Linked DNA regions of Mus musculus: region 2 is linked to region 1. Evidence: chromatin contacts called from ENCODE Hi-C or POLR2A ChIA-PET data. All regions are on one chromosome and are shown on one strand. Each heading gives the region's core, a stretch centred on a gene start or an enhancer-like site at or near the end of the contact. The rest is flanking DNA. Distances are from core to core; before and after follow the strand shown. Region 1 has its middle 36 kb from the start of Alg2. Region 2 holds the start of Alg2 (asparagine-linked glycosylation 2 (alpha-1,3-mannosyltransferase)).

Region 1 (7,620 bases), core at 3,768-6,267:
CGCTCTGAAATGACCTACAGCAATGTGACGGTCCTTCACAGTAAGGATGACTTTACTCTTCTCCAACATGGGAGTGGTTACTCGTACTCTGATTTGTACTTTCCTTTAGTATAGGACAATGAGCTATAACAGTTGCGTTCAAACCATTAAAGACCTGAAAGTGATTAATTTTATTAAGGATTAAAATTTTTTTCTCCTACAGACCCGTGTAAGAAAATCAGATCCCCTGAAACTGGAGTTAAAGATGTTTATTAGTTGCCATGTACACGCTGGGAATTGAACCCAGGTCCCCAGAAAAGCAGCCAGTGCTCTTAAATGCTGAGCCATCTCCCTAGCCCTATGCTTAGTAGTTTGCTTGTTTGGATGGTTTGGTTTAGAGGGTGTGTGCATGTGTGCTCTTCCTGGGTCTAGAGCACATCCCAGAATACCCATGACTTCTAGAATGATGACGATTCCTGTCTAAGCTGGATATGGGGGTACGCACCTATAACCACAGCATGTTTGTGCATGCGTGTGTATACATGTGTTTATGCATGTGTGTGTGTGTGTGTGCATGAGTGTGCACGTGTGTGCATGTGTGTTAGTGTATATGCATATGTATGCATGTGTGCGTGTGCATATGTGTGCGTGCGTGTGTGTTTGTGTGTGTGTGCGTGTACAGTATCAGCTCTCTTACATAGCTTTTCAAGCTTAGAACATATGTATTTCTCCCATCAAATTGCTCTTATCCATGAGGTCTGCTCCAAGATAGAGGCTTGCAGTGTGAGCAGCAGGTAACCAGACTGGGAAAGGATGTTGAAGGTGCAAGGATCCAGGCCTTCCAGAAGATAAAAGAGAGGCCAGGGCATCTCAGGACAGAGAACAACTAGCTCTCGTTAGATGCCAAACTCTTAGAAAAGTCAAGGTTAAATCTCAATGACAGGCAAAGTGTGTTTCCTTAGTAAGTAGTTAGTTGGGGTGCTTTTTTTGCAGGTGACTTAAAACTGGGTCTTTACTCTCTCACACAGATATTAGTAGGTGGAGAGACTTGATTTTATTTTTATTATTAGATTCAGTGGTCGTTCTGTGTCTTTAGCTGTGCCAGGCAGGTTAGAGAAAGGCTGTAGAGGGGACTGGCGGGTGAATGAAGAGAAACACAAAGAGTGAGCCACACTTGCCAGTTTTAATGACCTTGTTCTCCACCGTCATATTTCTCCACCGTCATATTTCTCCACATTTGTTTTTGTTTGTTGCTTTTTGGATCCATGGTCTCATGGTAGGCAAGGCTGACCTTGAACTCAGTCCTCCAGCCTCAGCCTCCCAAGTGTTGTGGTTACAGGCATGCGCCCCCATATCCAGCTTAGGCAGTCATCGTCATCTAGAAGTCATGAGTATTCCCGGATGGGCTCCAGGCCCAGGAAGAGCCTGGCTGGTTCTGGTTAGGCAAGAGCTGGAGACGGAAAGCAGGAGACAGAAAGGATGCTTTCACACGCCAAGCTGACTCATTCCATGAAGACTCACTCCTCACCTCCGTTTCTGGGTGTAAGACGCAGTAAGGTTCAGCGTGCCAGCGTATCCTCCCGTGTCCCTTTACTGCCCAGATGGCCACTGGGTCTTCATTTTAGTGGTGAAAGAAGAGTAAGGAGCCTCCCTCAACGAGCCTTGAAAAGAGTACTCCCGGTTCACCCCATGTAGTCACAAAGCTTGCCTGACTATAGACCGCTGATATAAATTTCTACCTTCTATCATCTTTATTTCAGTCGGTGACTATGGCGGTGTGCACAGAATTCAAATGTACAGTCAGAAAAGATGAGCTTCTAAACACTGCCGCCCAGCCCCCCCCCCCAATCCCTTCTTTAAATTCAGATTGTTTCCTGCCCCATCATTTGCCTTCAGAATTTTTGTCATAGGCAGATTTTTAGAGGTCAGCCCTAGACCTGGGATTTATTTGTGCCCATAAACAAAATCCCAATATTAATCGCCAACTATTTCTGATTCTCAGTTAACGTTCTCAAACATCTTGAGTCCCCAGGGACTCTTTGCCTTGTCATATGAAGATGATGTTTCCAGATTTATATTCCCCAAAGACGCGGGGAGATCATAAAACTTAATGTATTCCGTGGTTCGGAATGACAATTTCACCAAGAGGCGAGGGAATATTTCCGTGTGGATCATTACGGCACCATGTAAGTTGTTACTGTCCCACTTGCTTTTGAATATGTATCTGCCTCTGCCTATAGAACAGCTCCTTTGCCCCCTCTGGGGCTGAAAGTGGCTGTGCAACGGGGCAGACAGTGAGAGCAAAGCTGAGAACAGCCCCCTGCCTGGGATAAGAAGGTGATGGGCGGCAGGCAGAAGGTAAGAGGCTCTCTTAAGCAAAGTGACTAGCCAGACCAGTACACCGAGCAAAATGACTAGCCAGGCCAGTACACAGAGAGAGATTTGGTCTAGAGAGGGAGGCCACAGTTGGGCCCAGGATGGACCTCAGATCTATCCACAAAGAGCTCTGCCCTAGGAGATTTAGCTTGAACAGGTTGCGGCATGTGCAGAGCCCATGAGGTTGTCAACTCTCTAGCGCTGTGGCAGACAAGCCCAGATAACCAACTTTATTTTAGCTCCGGTGTGGAGGTTCTAGCTCATCCCTTAGGCCTGTGACAAGCAGCAGCGCATCACAGCGGGAACACACGATGCTACAAAACCACCTCCTCATGGGCAGGAAGCAAAGGGACAAGTTGCAGAGCTTGGTGACCTGCAGATCTCTCGTTCGGCCCTGCCCTCCTAAAGGTTCCCCCATCTCCCAACAGCACCACACCAGGAACCAAGCTTTTAACACACAGGCCTTTGGGGTGCATTCAAAATTGAAATCACAGCAGTCCAGCTGCATAGAGGCTAATGGTAGGTTTAGGGCGTGGGATGGGAGGCATGGTTCAGTAAAACTACTAGATAAAAGAGGATTTGATGTAGTCAGAATTTTCTGAGTGTTCCTTTCTGGTTCTGTGCTTGAATCCATTCCATCCTAGTAGCAGAGGCAGAGTGACACCTGGTAAAATGTCTTGCACATAACCAGGGCTCCTGGAAAACATGGGGGAAGGAACCATGAATTCTGCTGCTTGGGAGGAGGCTCAGTACGTCTAAGCAAGGTGACACTAGGCATAGCATTACATTGTCCTGTGACTTGGGGAAGTCTCAGATTGCTGTCCCTTCTATTCCTCCCTAGATTACCAAGAGGGTCACTTCTCAGTGCCCAGTTCTAACTACAAATTGAAGCTGATAATGTGACCCCATGTCTCAAGATAGCTATGAAGGCGATTACAGCCTTGTGAGTGTACAGCACATAACCAAGAGCCAGGCACAGGCTTTGAAGCCAGTACATGCAGCTCTAAGGGCCTGGATGCCTGCTGTCAAGCTTTGTCAACAGGCAAAACGCAACTGTGATGCCTCCAAGGAGAATGTGGCAGGAACCCACCTCCCTTTAGAAAGTCACCTGGGGCAGGTTGCTAATGTCAGAATTGTGGGGGTAGCGGAGGCGACTCCACCTTGAGTCGCAGCAGCAAAGGAAGCAGGGGGAGGGGAGGATCCTGGGTAGAGTAGGGAGAGGACCACAGGTCCACAAGGGAGAGAACGGGTGAGCCACAGGCACAACAGAAACAGCTTCACTCTCCAACCTATTGCTGCTTCTTGGACTCCACACTTAAGGATGGGGACAACTGGTGGAATCGATTTATAGACATGTTGATTTACAGATAAACACATGGCGCTTCTTGGCTTGGTTTGTTTTAGAGAAGAAAGACGACTCTGAGAACATAGCTCAATGGTAGAGTAATTACTGAGCATGTGCAAGGCCCTGGTTTCTATCTCCAGCCCTGGAGAGACAGAGACGTGTGTGTGTGTGTGTGTGTGTGTGTGTGTGTGTGTGTGTGTGTGTGTGTGTGCGTGCGTGTGTCTGAGAGAGACAGAGAACACAGAGATATTCTGAATATGATTCTGTTCATCTATATTAAATAAGAGGCTTAAATGTGTGGTTAATGAGACATAGTAAGAGAAAATAAAGACATGAGAAATTGCATGCACTCTATGTCCCTAGAGAACTTCCTTGTCACGATGCTTAGCTGCTCCTCACTTCATCTGCCTCACGTTAGCCTCAGGATCACCGGGTGGGGTCCCACAGCAAGCGATACCATCACATTTCATCATGAAGGCCCAAAGGCTGAGAGCATCAGACCAGGCATCTGAATCCAGTTCTGTCTGCCTAAACCAAGCATCCTCGCACCAAACAAGATATTCCTACACGTTAAAGGCTTGAAAAGCTCTGGAGGTAGAGGAAGGTCTCACCATCCCTCCCTGATCGCCTTCCAAACGCCAGGCGAGAGGGTTGTAGGGTTGAGCTGGCTCTGGGAACCAACGATGTATGTGCAGCTTTCGCCCCCTGGTGGCTGATATGCGAAGTGCTCGACAGTGGAAGAACAAAGGCTGCTAGCGTCCTTCCCTACCGCCCCCCCCCCAACCCCCGCCCCGGAATGGGGGTTGGGGTCCTGGACTTGGCTCTAGCGGCACGATAGACTAATGAGCTGTACATCTGCTCAGGAGGCAGCTGTTGAGTGCCTGACGGAAGGGTCGAGCCTGAAGGAATGAAATGAAAATTTGATTTATGTCGCTTGTTTTGGCAAGCTTTTGGGAAATGACCAGCCAGCAGCGCTGCCCCAGCACTCATGAGGGGTGAAGGGTGAGCGAGTGTCTCCTTGTCGCTCCACCTCACCCTTCAGCTGTCAACGAAGTCGTCCGTGGGGAACTGACTCTTATGCCCCTCCTCCAGGCAGCTGGCTTGTCCCGCCTTTGCTGGAGATGGGGGCGGGGGGCCTTCTGGTTCATCTCTGCTCTGTCTGAAGGGGGCGGGGGGTGCAGCTTCTTATACTTGTTTGAACATACATGTAAGTGTCCTCAGCTCTAGGCATCTGCCAGCTCCAAGCATTCAAAGGGGTCAAAGGGTGTGTCAGCTGAGAGGATGGCCACGCCCGCTATATTTTCAGAGCAGCGGCAATCTCCATGAGGATCGGGCTCCTTTGAGAAAGGTGGCTCCTTAACGCCAGGTCTCCTGGCACTGTGTGGCAGGTGTATGAATGAGGCCACAGGGAAGCTGGGCACCGTGCTCCAGAGCTTGCTTCTCTGCCTGCCTGTCCAATGTTCCCCTCTCCCAGGAGTATTATGGGAAACACCAGTCCAGCGTGTCTTCTCTAGGGCTGGGCTTCCAAGAGAATCAGCCCCGGGGAAGCTCCCTGCTCGTACAGCCTGCCGGAGTGGGAACACTGCCATCCTCCCTCCCTCTGCCCTGCCCCTTAGGGTGCTTCACATATACTTTCTCTGTATTTCATACTACCTTATTGAAAAGGGGAGACATATGTCTCCTGAGAGGCTTTACCTAGGAGCAGATGGAAGCAGACACAAGCATCAGGTGGCCTGTGGGGAGTCCTGTGGAAGAGTAGGGGATAGGATTAAGCCAGCCGGAGTGGTCAAAGACACCACAACTAACCTGGGCCTGTGGGGGTTCACAGAGACCGAACCACTAACCAGTGGGCTGGACCTAGATTCCCTATACACTTGTAGCAGATGTGCAGCTTGGTTTTCATGTGGGTCCCCTAACAACTGAGCTGTCTGACCCTGTGGCTGCCATTGGATCCCCTTCCTCTACTTGGACTGCCTGGTTGGTCCTCAGGAAAAGGGGTGTGTAGTCCATCTAGGACTGGATGTCTCAGGGTGGGGTGGTACCCCAGGGGGCTTTACTTTCTCTAAGGAGAAGATGAGGGAGTAATGGGGGAGAGGGATTTGTAAGGGTGAGACTGGGGGGAGTGGAGGAAGGGGGTTGATCAGGATGCAAAGTGAATAAATAAATTAATAAGAAAGAGAGATTAAAGTGAGTGGCACAGTTGCTTTCTGGCCTTCATGAGGAAAACCTGGGAAGTGAGCTTTGTCTGTCATGTGTGCTTCGCAAAAGCCAAGCTCCTGTCTATGAAAACCACTTAGGAGGTAGGAGATACCTGAGACCAACTTGGAACTCTCAGCTGTCCCCCTGCCTCAGTCTCCCCAGTGCTGGGATTACAGGTGTGAGTCACCACCCCTGGCGGAAGCATGCTTTTCTGCACATGTCCTTCCCATAGACTCCCTCTCCCTGAGGTCATCAAACCATTTATGAGAGGGAAAATGACACGACCTCAGGTTATATTTCCCCTTGAGTGTTTATATTGAATGAGTGAACTAATTAATAACTAGGATTTCTGCATAGATTCGTAATAGGGAAGCAACAATCCACCACTGAAATGTGCATGACGGTGGGGAGCCACTGTCCAGGCAGAGCTGGTGACGCGTGAGGGACTCATACATCCCCAGAGACCCGGAAGACCTTCGTGCCAAACCGGGACCATTTACTATTTCCATTAATGGCTTGAAGGATGGAAGGGAGCCTCAGCTAATCACATTTCTGCAAGCGCTGAAGCTGGAAGGGATCTTTGCCACTTCGGAGGCCCAGATTAAAATGGGATCGAGGCTTGACGAATTGCAGAGATGGCCCTAAATCAATAAACAGAGCAGCAATAAAGATAAATGCCAGCTGTGTGAACGGGGCTGGAGAAATGATCGGCGAGCGAGCGGCGGGGAGAGAAATGAGTTTTGAGGGGCCCAGGAGGAAGAGCCTGGTTGGGAATTGATCGAGCCATCGTGGTGTTGGTAAGGTGGAGGCTGGGTTCTGCCACCCAGTGGACCCCAAACTTTAGAGAGGCGGAAAGCGACTCTGAGAGCTTAGCAAAATGTTTAAGTCAGAGCTTGGCCTGAGAGGGTGACTCAGCGATTCTGGATCCACGAGGAGAAGATTCCGGCGTAGGTGGACCATACACGATGCTTTTGGGAAAGCAAGATGGCAGAAAGCAATTGACTCCATCACTGTCTCACACGGTTTCCTCCCTGTGACGCCTACCCTCAGGGATTCTCTGAGTTCTAGCATTGGATAAGCTTGGAGATAATCTCCTTAGAGGAAAATGAATTCACAAGGCAAAGGAGCACAGTATTGAGCACAAACTTCGCTGCAATTCAATCAACTTCGTGAGCTTGGACCAATCCAGAGTTTCCCAGCTGTTTTGAGCTGGAAGCTTCGCCCCCCGCCCCCACCCCCCACACACACCGCCCCCGTCCCGACGACCCAGCTCCCACCCTTCTCTGCTGTGTTCTGCACGTCTGTGGGACTGCAAAGCCTGCTGAACTCCTTCCAGTGCGGCTACCCATCAGCCACTTGGTCCTGGGTTCTTTCACCTATTCGCACAGCATCACTTACGGTGCCCACTCTTGTTACCCACAATCCCCTGGGAAGGAATTATTGAGCTGAGGGAAGCAAGTTAAACCCAGTGCAGGGTCTTAGCTTCAAGTATCTATTCATAAAGGCTTTTCTTTCATTCATCCAAACCCTCTCGGGGGAACTGAACATCTTTTTTTAACCTTAGCTTGCAGGAGGCTTTGAGAGCACGTACGCTTAAGCACGTGCCACTGAGGCTGGATAGCCACTGAGGCAGGCTTCTAGTGTGGACGTCCCTCAGTTCCAAATATCCTTCCCTTTATTTGGTTTCTGATGTAGGAAGAATTCATTCAGTCTTCTTTATA
Region 2 (7,620 bases), core at 1,479-3,978, 37 kb before region 1:
TAGCCAACAGCAGTCACAATTACCTAACCATCAATACGTTTCTGGAATGAATTTTGTACACTCCATGCATATAGCCACACACTCACTAGCATGTGCAAATGAATTTTGTACACACCATACAGATAGCCACTGGCTGTCTAGTATTACGGGCCCTCCAGTACCAGAACCTAAAAGATGTCATCCTTATCCATAACCTTCAAAGTTGCATCTGTCACCTCACTTGTGCACTGGTTGCCTCATTTTTATTTATTCTCTTTTGATAATCTCATAATTAGGTACCTTCCGGTTCCCTAAGAACTCTCAGATGGCCAAATTTCCCTAATAACTCTTCTTGAACAAAAACCAATCCCCAAAGAACTACACACAGCTACAAGAGTAGCCCAAAAGGCTCTGAAATCCCAGCTAGCAACAAGAAGCACCGCAGGCCCATACAATGTAAACCATAGCACAATATCCTTTCCTTGCACATCTTAGTAACAGGACGTTCACGGTCCCTCGGGGTCATCTTACCAGTCCTAACAGTTCTATTACAAGTTCCTCCTCCAAGCTGCAATCTGATGCACACATGTTCAAGCCACCTCGTTCAGACTGCAGATTTAGATTTTCATACTGCAGTCAACAAGTCCTTCACGTCCTCTTCTGCTGATGTGTTGTGTTTTGTTGGTTGTGCTAGTGATCAAGCCTGCGGCCTTACACGTGCTAAGCAAGCTCTCTATTCCCGAGCTATCTCCCCGCTATATCCTCAAGCCTTCCTCTTCACATTGTTAAGGGTGGTTTTAAAGCGCTCCTTTGCGTTTTCAAAGTCTACTCCTCTCTACAAAAACCTTTACTAGTAGTTCAACAAACACAACAATACGGCTGACTGATTCCTTCAGTCAACATTTTCTTGTGGCATGATTTAAGGCAAGAGCTAAGGAAGAGGGCTTGGGCAGGTGTTCTGTCAAAGCAGAGGAGATGAACATGCAGATGTAAATAGTAGTATCCTATTACAACTACAATCCTAGCACATAGGAGGTGAAGGAAGGATGATCTGAGTTCAACCCTAGGTTGTGTGGGAATGTCTAAAAAGAAACTAACTAACTAAAAAAAAAAAAAAAAGAAAAGAAAAGGAAAGAAATGGTAGTAAGCTCAGAATTGCTGGCTCACAGGAGGGAGAAAGGAGAGGCGTGGAATCCCTCTGAAAGCCTTTTTTAACAGGCACCACCAGAAACTTACAGAGAACCTAAGTGGAAGAGCAACTGGAGGGTGAATAGTGGTGTAAATTCAAAGCAGAAGAAGTTGAGGGCTAAACTGGGGGGACAGAAATGGAGGAAAAAAAGTAGTGAGGTCTTCCTATGAAATATGGCATATGACTGTACAGAGAAGACACACCAAATTAAAAAAGATAAATAACTGGAGTTTCTAGATTTCTATAAATAAGCAGTGACATTTAAAAATAAGGAGACCCTGAAGCTGGAAAAGTGGCTGAGAGGTTAAGAATACCTGTTGCTCCTGCAGAGAACCCCAAATCGGTCCCCAGTACTCATATGGTAGCTCACAATCATTCATAACTGCAGTTTCAGGTGACCTCCAAGGACACCAGGCAAGAAAGAGATGCGCGCGCGCACACACACACATACATACACACACACACACACACACACAGGTGCGTGCAATACACACACATACACAAAATAGACTTAAAAAGAAAGACACACACACAGCTGGGATGGGGAACCAGGGTGACAGACTGTGTAAGACACATTTTGTTAAACTGAGTGTGTATGGGACCTCCATATGGAAGACTGAAAGGTAAAGCCTCAGACACACCAGCTTTATGCCAACGCTTTTCCTAAAGTTATTCCTGATCCTAGTCTAATTTACCTTTAACTAAAGTGGTGCGTGCAGCTGATCAAGGAGAGGAAAACCATGCCTCCCTCCTAAAGGGCCTTTAACTAACTAGATGGCCACGTCAGCTCGGGCTCACTCGGCCCCTATTAATCTTTCCATCCTGGAACTCCTCCTTCCAGCAATGCAATGCAACCCTGGGTACCTAGCCTCCTCCAGCCATAACCGGGCGTCCCCCGCAAGCCCCCAGCCACTTACCTCTGCCGAACAGTGGATCCCGCAGCCCGTGCGGCCACCGCTTTGCTGGGAGAGCGGCCAGAGGAGCCCACGTTGGTGCCACTGGGCGTTGGACCCGGCTGCAGAGGGAAGCAGACAAACAGTGAACATCGCGGGTCAAATCCTCTTCACACCCCCGACCCCACACCCACCCGAGAAGCTGGGAAGAGCAATGAGGTCCCAGAAAGGAAGACCAAGATAGGGGCTAGTGCACCCCATGGAAGCGGGGACCGCGCACCATGCTGATGCCTAAGAACGGTGGGCACAGGAGGCAGGAAGAGGGAAGTCGTGAAGTTGCCGAGCACTCAGAACTCTCGTAGATACAGGCTCTGGCACCGCCCCCCGGCCGGCTGGCAGGGCCTTCGCAGACTCTTGGATGACTGGGCTGTCCTGAGATATGCCTGTAAAGATTACGCCGACAACAACTGGGCCGTGTGAAAGTACAGCCCTTTCGCTTCTTTTATGTAATTTATTTAGCGTGCTTAATATGGTCAAACATCACCAAATTGCAAGCTTTGGACAGGTCCACATGAGAAATTGAGTCAGGCATTTTCTTAGCGCCCACAAGCTTATCGCTGATGTGGCCTAAACTAACGCAGGCGTAGTTGCGCTGGCTCGGCTTTCAGTAGCCAGAGGGGGCCAGGGGCGGAGCTTGCAGGAGCTTGCAGAAGCTCGCGCGGAGAGCGCAAGCGCGGCTCATCTACCATGGCCGAAAACCTGTACCGAGCCCGTTCCCGGGTTTACAGCCCATCTGTGCTGTTTCTGCACCCAGACATGGGTATAGGCGGAGCCGAGCGCCTAGTGCTGGACGCGGCGCTGGCGCTGCAGGAGTACGGCTGTGATGTGAAGATATGGACCGCGCACTACGACCCGAACCACTGCTTCATCGAGACCCGCGAGCTCTCGGTGCAATGCGCAGGGGACTGGCTGCCTCGCAGCCTGGGCTGGGGCGGCCGCGGCGCCGCCATCTGCTCCTACGTGCGCATGGTCTTTCTGGCGCTCTACGTGCTGTTTCTCTCCGGCGAGGAGTTCGACGTGGTGGTGTGCGACCAGGTGAGGCCGCCACCAATTCTTGGCTGGGGGGGGGGGGGGGGGGCGGCGCCGAGAGGGGGGGAGGGACCGCTGTTCTAGGTTTTTAGGAACTGTCCAGCAGGAGTCCCCAGGGAGAGAACGGCCACCAATTTTAGTATGGATAGACCCTTTAAAATGGCAGATCTCAGGGACATCTCTCCCCCGCCCCCTTCCTTTCGTTGAAGATCCTTGAGGTAGGGCTTATGTGTCTGCATTTTAAATGTTTAGCCTTGGGACTAAAATGATTGGATCCAGGTGGTTGCTGGCATTAAAAGACGACTTCCGGCCACACCTTGTATGTGACTCAATTTACTCTTCTTTCTTCTCCGTTATTCCTTTGTCTCTGCTTTCAGGTCCCATCCATCCCACCCTTCCAGTCTTTCTAATACTGCCATTCCAGTACTTAGCAGTGCCACGGATTAAAGTCAAGCTAAACATATCGTTTCCCCATTAGGGTCCCCATTGGTCTTTGGAGAAAAATCCAGTTATTTTGTCTATACAAGTGTCTGAGCTTGCATATCAAAACCAGAGGTCAGCTAATATTCACCTGAACATTGGAGTCAGGCTCTCTCACTGAACCTGGAACTGAAAGATTGAGCTAGACTTTTGGACAGGTGTGCACTGCCATACCCAACATTCCTGGAGCCAACCCTCAGTCCTCAGTGTTTTTTTTTTTTTAATTAAGAAGTAACATTTACTCAGGAGTAAAAGTTCAAATAGGAAGTATAATGTAAAAATTCCCTGTCCCCATCCTTGAGAGGGCGAGCCATTGTCAACAGTGTCTTCTGCATCCTTCCAGAAGTGATGTGTGGCCCTGGTAGTATATGTGTCTGTTTCCTGCTACATCTTATATGTACACAGCTGGGATCCAGTTTACCTGCTGTTGGACTTTTTGCTTTTGTTCTGCAAAAATTTGAAACATCTTGCTTATTGATATTCAAGATCCACATCAGTCTCTTCAGTGACTGGAAAGTCCCCTGTCCTGTAAATATTTCAGTCTTCCCTAAAAGACACTAACATTGCTGTGTGTGTGTGTGTGTGTGTGTGTGTGTGTGATCCTAGGTGTGACACTAGATATGACATCCTAATACTGCATTTATTTCACTTCTTACAGTCCTCTGAGGAATCTCCTGATAGTCATGGTCATTGTAAATGTCAGTAACAGTTTCCAGCCTTTACTTACAATGATGTCACCTTATTCTTCCAAGGTCTATACTTGGCTACCCAGTGCTCTTATCTAAGCTGACATGTGGAAATAGCCACAGTTGCTCCAGGGAATCTTTAATTATGATCCTGAGTTGCACTGAACCACCCTGAGGAAGCCGTATGTTCATGGTTAATGCAGACATTTACCCAGGTCCTATGGATTCAGTAATACCAGGCAGCTAGTCAACCAGGAAAAGGCTTATGGCCAAGGAGGTTAAGGCGACCAGTCACTTATCTACTGTTTTACCTTGGTTAGGTGTCTGCCTGTATCCCGGTGTTCAAACTGGCCAGACGGCGTAAGAGGGTCCTATTTTACTGTCACTTCCCAGATCTGCTGCTTACTCAGAGAAATTCAGCTCTGAAGAAGTTCTACAGGGCCCCCATCGACTGGATCGAGGAATACACCACAGGCATGGCAGACCGCATCTTGGTCAACAGCCAGTACACTGCTTCCGTCTTTAAAGAAACCTTCAAGACCCTGTCTCACAGAAATCCTGATGTGCTCTACCCATCTCTGAATATCGGCAGCTTTGACTTGGCTATTCCTGAAAAGATAGATGACCTCGTCCCCAAGGGGAAGCAATTCCTGTTCCTCTCTATCAACCGATACGAAAGGAAGAAAAATCTGCCCTTGGCACTGAGATCCTTGGTGCAGCTTCGGAATCGGTTACCATCTCAAGAGTGGGATAAGGTTCATCTCTTCATGGCCGGTGGTTATGACGATAGGATCCCGGAGAACGTGGAGCACTATAAGGAGTTGAAGAAAATGGTCCAAGAGTCAGACCTTGAGCGTCATGTGACCTTCCTGCGGTCCTTCTCGGACAGACAGAAGATCTCACTCCTCCACGGCTGCTTGTGTGTGCTCTACACTCCGAGCAACGAGCACTTTGGCATCGTCCCTCTGGAGGCCATGTACATGCAGTGCCCAGTCATCGCTGTTAATAACGGTGGGCCCCTGGAGTCCATTGTCCACAAGGTCACGGGGTTCCTGTGTGAGCCAGACCCAGTGCACTTCTCAGAAGCCATGGAGAAGTTCATCCACAAACCATCCTTAAAAGCCACGATGGGCCTCGCTGGAAAAGCCAGGGTGGCGGAGAAGTTTTCAGCTGATGCATTTGCAGACCAGCTGTACCAGTATGTCACGAAGCTGGTGTAGTCAGGAGAGTACAGTGTAGAGTCTGTATGCTACATGCACTGCGATCCCTCTTATGGGTTGTAGAAACGCCTTTGAAACCAAAAGAAAGGGGGAAACAAAGGAGCTAGAATCTAGTGCTAGTGAGATTTTCTTTTTTAAGTAGACTTGAGTCTTGAATGTGAGCCACCTGTCCACCACACCTACCTGTCATTTCTGAAATATTCTTAATGCTGTAATCATTCCGTATCTCGTGAGTGTTGTTGAAAGTATGGTAGGAATCTGCTGCTAGCAGACTATTTTAACTCTATTTTCCTGGATTATTGTTCCTTTATATATAAAGGTTTGATCATCCAGTGCCTTAATTGGCTTTAGTAGTGTAGGTCTTACCATTGTCACAGTCAATTGATTTGACTTCAGAGCGTAATGGGAACGAGGCTGCTGCAGCTCCCAAGCTCGGTTTACTTAAAGTGTTCTCTAGTAGCTGCTAGAAAATTTTTGTTAGAATTTTGGCTGGATCTATAACAAGAGTACTCAGTATTATTTATTGTTTTGGTTTTTGTTTTGTTTTGTTTTTTACTGCAACTTGACAATAAAATATGTTTGGCATCAGAAGAGAATAGAACATTAGATCTGAGCCCGATGCTCTGACTTCATCTTGTTAAATACATAAACCTGAAGTCAGAAGACTAGGATAAATGAGATAGTTTACATGAAGGAACACCATCACACATGTTTTGGCCTACCGTGTCACGCTTGGCCTTATTCCTTTGAGCCTGTGCCAGAACAGTGTATTGAGGCAGGGAGCAAAGACAAAAAGGGTCCCATATCCCTTTCTAGAAAATATCCCTTGATGACCTGATTCTCTTCCACTAGCCCTCACTACTAAAAGTCCTGTCACCTCCTAGTGTGGCTCTCAGTGTGGGCCGGGGACCAGGCCTCAGGGCACAGGCCTTTGGGAACTGTATTAGAGTTCTCTAAAATAGCAAACAGCACTTAACAGAATGAATTCCCAGAAGAAGAAGAACAAATGGCGTACAGGCTTCTGTCCAGCTAATCCAACAATGAACAGAAAGTCCAGAAATCCAGTAGTTGTTCAGTCCAGGAGGCTGAATGTCTCAGCTGATCTTCAGTATACACTGGAATCCCAAAGTAGGCTCTGACGCCGGTGAAGGGATGGACTTGCCAGCAAGGTAAGGACAAGCAAGCCAAGAGCAAACGCTCCCTACTTCCATGTCCTTGTATAGGCTGCCAGCAGAAGGCATGGCGCAGACTAGAGGTACGTTTTCCCACTTGAAGATCAGAATTAAAGGAAGACCTGCCAACTTCAAGTTAAGCAAAAATCCCTCCCAGGTGTGCCCTCCATTGTTAGATTTTAGTTCAATCCAGATGGAGTCAAGTTGACAACCAAGAATGGCCACCACCGGGGACACTCCGCATCTGAACTATATACTAAGCTTCATATTTCAGACGTGTTTCTTAATGTTGTTGGTGTCTCCAGCCCTCGTAGTGTTTGTATCGTATTCTCTGCAGTTTAGCATGCCAGTGTTTCCTGTCCTTCACGTAAATGCCTTTGTGTGAAGCTTGCTTGACACCCCGCCCCCACCCCACCTCTCAACTCCCCTATCCCTGTGACACTGCCCAGTAATAACTGTTCGTTGTTGTTTACCTGTTGCTTGTAAGTGCAAGTATTAAAGCAATTTTAAAGCTAAATTCACCTGTAAGAATATAATAAATATCTGTAATCAGATGGTCCAGTTTATGGTTGCGAGCACAGAGCCGAACAGCCTGCCGGACTTAGAGGGCAGTAATCTCTGCTTAACACCTCACTTCTTCATCTGCGAAGTGGGGTAATTGCCCTGTCACGCTTCCCTGGAAGGGTGATTGTGACAGATTTCATCAGTAGACACAGTGCAGAAGAAATACATGGTATAAATGTTAGCCACTACCTTTAGAGGTTAAAACGAACTAGAAGTTCCATGTGAACTCAGGCCACAGGGAGAGACCACTTTGTTGAGGCTCCATAGAGCTGTAGTTTTAGTTTAAATCTGTATCTCAAGAGCATTTTTCCAGGCACGATACCAAAAGGAAGCTTCACAAGTAAGGAT

The links. A loop is a pair of places that touch in the nucleus more often than their neighbours do. ChIA-PET counts read pairs that join two places held with the same protein, here RNA polymerase II (POLR2A).
Region 2: a loop to region 1 is called in a map of heart, with 4 times the contacts of the local background. The contact joins the promoter of Alg2 here to the enhancer-like site in region 1. A Hi-C loop is called at or near these places in 4 of 37 maps with a recorded cell type or tissue (adrenal gland, gastrocnemius, heart and 1 more). POLR2A ChIA-PET finds 5 or more read pairs at or near these places in 5 of 5 experiments (Patski and embryonic stem cell).

Annotation. Positions count from the first base shown.
Region 1 is chr4:47,434,973-47,442,592 of GRCm38, reverse strand. No RefSeq gene overlaps it. Among named protein-coding and RNA genes, the nearest start is that of Alg2, 36 kb to the left of the region's middle. Within about 2 kb of position 5,017, at least 1 of the 3 ENCODE cell types and tissues checked has a DNase peak (open chromatin) inside an H3K27ac peak, as active enhancers do; it is heart, where a contact is called at or near this core.
Region 2 is chr4:47,469,475-47,477,094 of GRCm38, reverse strand. It overlaps Alg2 (asparagine-linked glycosylation 2 (alpha-1,3-mannosyltransferase)), which reads left to right and starts at 2,728. Exons shown (of 2, transcript NM_019998.3): 1 at 2,728-3,156; 2 at 4,637-7,262. The coding sequence starts at 2,809. The coding sequence ends at 5,536. Sec61b (Sec61 beta subunit) reads right to left here and starts at 2,434. Exons shown (of 4, transcript NM_024171.2): 1 at 2,342-2,434; 2 at 2,086-2,183. The coding sequence starts at 2,344.